2 separate regions of the Homo sapiens genome follow, and region 2 is linked to region 1. The links are chromatin loops, found by intact Hi-C in ENCODE. Cell type or tissue: Caco-2. All regions are shown on one strand.

Evidence for each region. A loop is a pair of places that touch in the nucleus more often than their neighbours do. Peaks named below come from ENCODE experiments on the same cell type or tissue, not always from the same donor. Only the 100,000 strongest peaks of a DNase experiment are listed, where the experiment ranks them.
Region 2: a loop joins it to region 1, with 13 times the contacts of the local background. A loop is called at or near these places in 1 of 110 quality-filtered maps.

Annotation. Positions count from the first base shown.
Region 1 is chr9:38,581,559-38,585,558 of GRCh38, forward strand. The region is part of intron 12 of ANKRD18A (ankyrin repeat domain 18A); the gene reads right to left. Among named protein-coding and RNA genes, the nearest start is that of ANKRD18A, 37 kb to the right of the region's middle. In Caco-2, no CTCF peak of the experiment used is centred here; a DNase peak (open chromatin) is centred at 2,423.
Region 2 is chr9:38,522,688-38,526,687 of GRCh38, forward strand. It overlaps the pseudogene FAM220BP. Among named protein-coding and RNA genes, the nearest start is that of FAM95C, 21 kb to the right of the region's middle. In Caco-2, no CTCF peak of the experiment used is centred here; no DNase peak of the experiment used is centred here.

The DNA.
Region 1 (4,000 bases):
TTTCTCAATGAGGAAATAAGGAGAAAATTATGGAATGACTTTTACTCTTCACAGAAGTAAAATAAACACAGCATACTTTGAGTGTTAAGACATCAAATGCATTTTCTCCTTTACCTTACTTCACGTTTGTTTGCATGGAGAAGTTAAGACCATCCCATCTCTGTATTATACCGCAATGCTTCTCTATAGCACACAACTTGGCTCTGAAATTTTGAAATTCAAAATACTAATCTACTATTTGTCTCTGATAAATTGCCTGAATATTACCTGATTTTTAAGTGCTGCACTCCTAAAACTTTTTCTTGGAATGAGTTAAACTTTTTATTCCAAGAATCCTCTACTGAGCTAGAAAGCAGAGCTGTGCATCTCTGTTTCAGTAATAGGAGGTCAATACAGAAACCGTGGTTTCTGAGAATGCAAGATCTGCACCAAGAAAAGGATTAGCCACAGTGTTACACAAGAGAACAAGATGCCAGGTGGAAAGAGGATCTGTGAACTGAAAGATGATGACTTCACTTGATTTCCACTGAGGAAAGCTGGCAGCTCAGACTTAAACTCCTCCTTCCTGGATGGTAAACATCTATGGATGATTCTATGAATTATAATGAGTTAGTAAAACATAAGGCACTAAATAGTAGACTATTTCAGCAGATACTGCGACCAAAATTTACTGAAAATGAAACTATAGAGGGAGGCACTGGATAAGAGACTAAAGGTTCAAATGGAGAAAAAAAGAAATAGTGTGTCTCGTAAGCCTGACTTGCCATCATGTCTTAGAGTAAGTAAGGTATAAGCTGGCCACAGACTCCTTTGAGACACAAAAGGTGAAGTTAAAGATATTCTACTACATTTAATTTTTATTATGACATAAGACAACTGGTAATATGCAACATGATTGAAAAAATTTTCTCAGTAAATTCAATTTGGTCCTCGTATAAGAATAGACATAAACTAAGAATTGATAACCTAAAAATAAACCTGCACATTTACAGTCAATTGATTTTATACAAGGTAACAAAAAAACAGAATGGGAAAAAATAGTCTTTTCAATAAATGATATTGGAACAACTGGGTATCCATGTGCAAAAAAAATTACAAAGTTGGACTCTCACCTAATACCATATTTAAAAATTAACTCAAAACAGTTAACTGTAACAGCTAAAACTATAAAACTCTCAGAAGAAAACATTGGCATAAATCTTTGTGACTGCATTTGGCAGTGTTTTCTTAGCTATGACTCCAAAGGAAAAATGGATTCAATGGACTTCAAAATTGAAAACTGCTGTGCCTGAGAAGACAGTATCAAGAAGTGAAAAGGCAAGACACTGAGTAGAAGAAAGTATTTGAAAAGTGTATATCTGATAAGGGACTTACATATATAGGATATATAAAGAACCCTTGCCATTCATAAATAACAAGATAACCCAATTTAACAAATGGGCAAAGAATTTGAATAGATATTTCTGCAAAGAAGATATAAAGACGGATAATAAGCACATTAATAGATGCTTAATGTAATTAGTCATTAGGAAAATGTAAATCAAAACCACCTTGTGGTATCACTTCACACCACAGGACCAAATCTTTGTTCAATAAAAAAGAGAAAATAAGTGTTAGGAAAAATGTAAAGAAATTAAAGCCCTTATCCAATGCTGCCGGGGATGTAAAGTGGTGCAGCCACTTTGGAAAACAAACTGTCAGCTCCTCAAAAGGTTAAGCATGAAGTTACTGTATGACCCAGAAATTCCAGTCATAAGTATATACTCCAGAAAAATAAAAACATATGCAAGCACAAAAACTCATACATAAATGTTTACAGCAGCATTATTACTATATTTTTTTTGAGACGGAGTCTTGTTCCGTAGCCCAGGCTGGAGTGCAGTGGCGTGATCTCAGCTCACTGCAACCTCTGCCTCCTGGGTCCGGGTTCAAGCAATTCTCCTGCCTCAGTCTCCTGAGTAGCTGGGATTACAGGCACACACCACCATGCCCAGCTAATTTTTGTATTTTTAGTAGAGACAGGGTTTCACCATGTTGGCCAGGATGCTCTCGAACTCCTGACCTCGTGATCCACCCGCCTTGGCCTCCCAAAGTGCTGGGATTACAGGTGTGAGCCAACACACCTGGCCTACAGCAGCATTATTAATAAGAGTCAAAAAGTGGAAAGAACCCAAAGGTCCATCACCTCATGAATGGTTACATAAAATGTTTAATGTATCCATACAATGGAATATTTCTCAGCAATAAGAAGAAATTTAGTACTGATACTGATAGAAGCAGGAGACAGCAAAATGCCTAGGCAGATATGGAAGGGTCCCCAGAGAATCTCCAGGCCCACAAGTGTCTACACCAGATAAAACGTCCGGTGCAGATAAGGGAACCTGCACAGGGGCTTGCCTGGACTTGCCAGCAGCAGACTGGAGGCCCACATGCACTGGGGGGATGGGGTGGAGCCACCAGGAATTCACGCCTTATGCAGAGGAGGAGCCTGGCCTCTTCAGCTCCTGTGTGCCTGTCCTGGTATTCAATTGTGAGGTGGAAATCTGTTTGCAGGACCCCTCTCTTTGCTGAGAGCTTCCCTTTCACTTAATAAATTCTGTCCTTCTCACCCTTCAATGGGTCCACATGGCTAATTTTTCCTGGTCATGAGAGAAGAACCCAGATTTGGCTGAACTAAGGAGCGAAAGCCCTGCATCAATACCTGCTACAGCACAGATGCAGCATGAAAAATTATGCTAAGTGAAATAAGCCAGTCCCAGTCGACCACTTGCTTTTTATTTCAGAGGCTTATATGCAAATCTATACAAAGAAGGTGGGTGGTTCCCTAGGGCTGAGGGAGGAAGGGAAAACTAGTGAAGATAGCTAAATGATGTGGGGTTTGTTTTTAGGGTGATGAAAGTGTTCTAAAATTGATGTAATGATGATTACATAACTCTGAAAATAGTAAAATTGAATGACTTGTATATTTTAAATGAGTGAATTGCATGGTGTGTTAATTACTTCTCAATAAACCTGTTACACCCCAAAATTTATTTGGTACTAGTGATCTGGAGACATGGGCTGCTTCGTTTCAGATCACTGGCCAGGGTTCAAGACATAAGAGAATCAACAGCACATCTTTTGTAAGGAAAAATATATACATACATATATTTTAAAGTATCTTTTTATTAGTATCAAGTCTGTAAAATTAAATGAAAAATCTTTCACTGCTTAAAGCACTGAGAGATTTATATTGAGGAGCAAGACCTTGTATTCTTTTGCCCCAGTTTCTATCTAAAGGGTCTGGGAATCACACCCTTCAAACAATCAAATCTCATCAGATGGGTTTTATTAACTCTTATAATGTGGTTTACTTTCTAACCTGATTCTGGTACAGCATCACAGAGAGAAGAAGCTGAAAAAAATCAAAGTTATTTTACCCCCAAATATATATTTTTTGACATATTTTGAAATGGCTGTTGCAGGGCCAAGAGATTGAAATGGCAGTACAAAGCTGCCTTCTGTGGGGGAATCTGCATCTGTAAGAAGTCTTCATTAATGTAGCCCAATCTCTCCCCTTCTAGGTCTTCCCAGATCTAGGGAAGATTAACTAAGATCCTGATGCATTTCAAGTCTGAAAAGATATATTTACCCTCTATTTTCTCTGAGGGCTGCCAGCTAGGAGGCTTCATCTACATAATAAGAACCTTAACCTCCATAATGACCTTATCTTAATTAAGGCCTTCCTTTATACCTATTTCCAGTTTTAGACAACAGATTTTCTTTATCAATTGTCACCTAAAGAATCCTTAAAACCCACCTATGACTTGTTAGCCCCTCCTTTTTGATGTCCCACTTTTAGGCTGAGCCAATGTATGTCTTCCTCATATTGATTTATGATTTTCCCTACAACTCTGTCTGCTGGAAATGTACAAAACCAAACTGTAATGTGACTGTCTCATGAAGCATTCTCAAGAGCTCTTGAGATTGGGTAATCCAGGGCCACAGTCACCATACTGGC
Region 2 (4,000 bases), 59 kb before region 1:
GAGATCATGCCACTGCACTCCAACCTGGGCGACAGAGGAAAACTCCGTCTCAAAAAAAAAAAAAAAAAAAAAGGACAGGACTGACTGAAAACATTTTTGAACAAATAATGGCAAAAAACATCACAAACATGGTGAAATACATAAATTCAAGGAGATAAGATAACCACTAAGGGGTCGTGTCCAAATGAATCCATGTCCAGATACACCATGACCAGATTTCCGAAAACTCGAAAAAACCAAAGAGAAATGCTCTATTCTCTATATGAGGACAATTCCCGTGACATCAGAAACCATGGATGCCAGAAAGAAACTTCCATAAGGTGTTTATTTAAAACTACTCAAATTCACTAGGATTATAACCAGGCTCTGTTACTTACCCACTGTAGACTTCAAGCAATATTCTGAATCAGAATTTCATTTTCTTTATCTTTAAGAGGGGGACTATAATTACAGCTACTGTAATAGATGTGTGAGAATTGATATAGTACTATATACATAAAATGCCAAAGAGCGTGTCTGGCTAAGACATGTTAGCTAATATACCATCATGATCCTCAACAACCACAAAATAACAGTAACTTAATACACTGTTATAATTCACTGGAGCACGTCCCTGTTTTGTGCATTCCTCACGCACAGAGACTTGGAAAGGGGAGGCTCTTACCAAAGGGAAGTCTGCTGTTCTGCAGCCGCCTCCTCACACACACAGAGCCTTTGAGAGCAGGGGCCTGGAGGGGAATAACAGAGAAGGTCCCCAGATATAGGGAAGGATCCTGGAACTGACCTCCCCACACCAGCTGTCATTATCATCGCAACTGCAGTCTCAGTGACACTGTCTGCAAAGGGGTGTCTGACAAGGTCCCAACAATTAAGGCCCTGTCAATGAAGTGAAGTTTTCCCACTGACCCACCTGGAGTAACCTGAAAGGCACAGTGTCGGCATCTGCTCAGCACAGGATCAGCCTCTGCTCAGCATGCCTCCTGGGACCAGGCCCTTCACCATTGGGCTCTATGGGCTCTAAATGGAACCTAAGAGATGATCTGTTCCCAGCATTAACATTTACGAATGAAAAAACTGAAATTTATGGATAACGAGGAAAGTTTCTGCAGCCATTTGTGGCAAATCTAGCAGTGAAGAGTCTTCCAGTTGCCACCCCTCATGTCCCTCTTGTTTTCATCGCTCTCCACAGAGAAGAGAAACACACTAGGGGGAAAGCCCCTCTGCTTCCCCATCATGCCCACTTTCATCCCAAACCTCTGTGTGTTTTCATTCTCCCCAATTCAGAGACCTTCACTGAAATTTAAAATGCTCCTTCAGGCGGGGTGTGGTGGCTCACGTCTGTAATCCTAGCACTTTGGGAGACCGAGGTGGGTGGATCACTTGACGCCAGGAGTTCGAGACCAGCCTGGCCAACATGGTTGAAACCCTGTCTCTACTAAAAATACAAAAATTAGCCAAGTGTGGTGGCACACACCTGTAATCTCAGCTACTCAGGAGGCTAAGGCAGGAGAATTGCTTGAACCCGGAAGGTGGAGGCTGCAGTGAGCTGAGATTGAGCCACTGAACTCCAGCCTGGGCAATAGAGCAAGACTCCGTCTCAAAAAAATAAAAAACAATAAAAAATAACATAAAAATAAATAAAATGCTCCTTCAAAGATCAAAGCACAACAGGCACTCCCATAACTGAGGAACAAAAAAGTAGGGAAGAAGTGTTCATGCTAATGATTAGGGAATATTCAGAGGAAGGATTCTACCCAAATAGGAATGCAACTATGATGTTTTAGAAACAGAGAGAAATACATATAAACCAGATAAAAGAACCCATGAACTTAGGAAATGACATAAAGAAAACTTTAAAATCCTAGAAAAAATATGAGGGTGATGGGAAAAAGAATTAAGTATTCAAAAGCTGCTAAATGTTACAAATTCAATTTATTGATAGAATTGTAATCAAGGAACAAATATGTTATAAAAAAGATATTCTGAAATTCATTTAGAGTAATAAATAGGAAAGTATAATCAATAAGTTATGTTGGAAAAGTTCATCATGAAAAGATGAAAAGTTCATTCATGAACTTTCGTATATGCAATGCATTTCATGTAGTAATAAAAAAGATAAATAATTAAGTTACGAGCATAGAAATAACCTGATAAATAAAAGAAATAGAACACAGAGAAAAGAAAATCATTATATTATAAATAAAAATAAAGTACCTGATAATTTGATGCTATAAATTTGGTGGAAAATTTAGAATAATTTACTGAACGGTGTTGTGGAAACTAGGTAATTATTTGGAGGCTATAAAGTTGTTTGACAATTTTTACACACAAACAAAATAAGTTCTAAACAGCTGGACAATTAATTATGTTATAATAGAAATTTCATGTTTTTTGAGAGGTCTTAGGATTTCTTAAGCAAATCAAAAAAGGAAAGAAAGAGGCCACGCGTGGTGGCTCACGCCTATAATCCCAGCACTTTGGGAGGCTGAGTCAGGCGGATCACTTGAGGCCAGGAGTTCGAGACCAGCCTGATCAACATGGTGAAACCTGGTCTCCACTAAAAATACAAAAATTAACCAGGCGTGGTGGTGCACTTCTGTAATCCCAGCTACTCTTGAGGCTGAGGCAGAAGAATCGCTTGAACCTGGGAGGCAGAGGTTGCAGTGAGCTGAGATCGTGCCACTGCACTCCAGCCTGGGAAACAGAGTAAGACTCTCTCAAATTAAAAAAAAAAAGAAAAATTAAATGAATTAAATTAAAATAATTAGAAATTCTTCATGCATAGCACAGCATAGTTTAAAAAAAAAAAAAACTAGAAAAATATTTAAAAATACATGAGAAATACAAGGTTAAATTATTACATGGACCGTTTATAAATCAATGGCTAAAGACAGGATTCACAGAAATAAAAAATGAGGAATATATGAAATTACTTGCAATGTCATGTTGAAATGAGAACATTTTGTAACACTTTATGCCTATCAAATTGGCGAGGTAACATTTTAATTTACAAATCTGCTGTTGTAAAAATATAGCAATAAAATTATACTTTTTTCTTTTACTATTGGTGATTCACTTGTTGTGGAGTGCAACTTGGCTACAGGCTTCAATATTCTTAAAGTGTTTTATACCCGCTGATCCCCCAAATTCAAGTACTAAAATGTAATTGCCGATGTGATAGAATTAAGAAGTTGGGCCTTCAGGGAGTGATTAAGTCATGAGGGTGGAGCCCTCATGGATGGGTTTTGGGCCTTTATAAAAAGACTTGAAAGGGTGAGTTTGTCCCGTTCCATCCTTTCCACCATGTGAGGACACAGTGTTATGCTCCTCTGGAGGATGGAGCAAAAAGGCACCATCTTGGAAACAGAGAACAGCCCTCACCAGACATCAGTCCTGTTGGTACCTTGATCTTGGACGTCCCAGCCTTTAGAACCATGAGAAATCAATTTCTATTGTTTATAAATTGCCCGGTCTGTGGTATTTCGTTTTGGCAGCAGAAATGGACTAAGACAATCCCCCAAATTGTTTTTTAATATTCCAAGAAATAATCAGAAGCACAAATAATGACTTAAAATAACTTGATAATTCTATTTTGATGAAAATAATAGGCAACACACAAAATAGGGACATGGTGTAATGAGCTATAATAGTATATTATGTTGCTATTATTTTTTGTTATTGTTGATGATGACGATGATATATTAGCTTGCAAATTTTGTTCAGTGCTGGGAATTGTTTTCAGCATTTTATACATAATAGGATGTCAGTTCTCATACACCCAATGAAGTAGATATAAACCCCTTTAAGGATCAAGGAAATGAAACTCAGGGTGCTTAAGACTATTCCTTAAAATCACATAGAATGTAAAATGATAGAGGCTGGATACAATCACAATCATTTTGACTGTTGTTTGTTGAATGCTTTTTGTATAAAATTTTTCAAAAACCAGAAATGCAGAAAAAATAAGAAGGTATGAACCAGGCGGCGGCTCGCGGAGGCG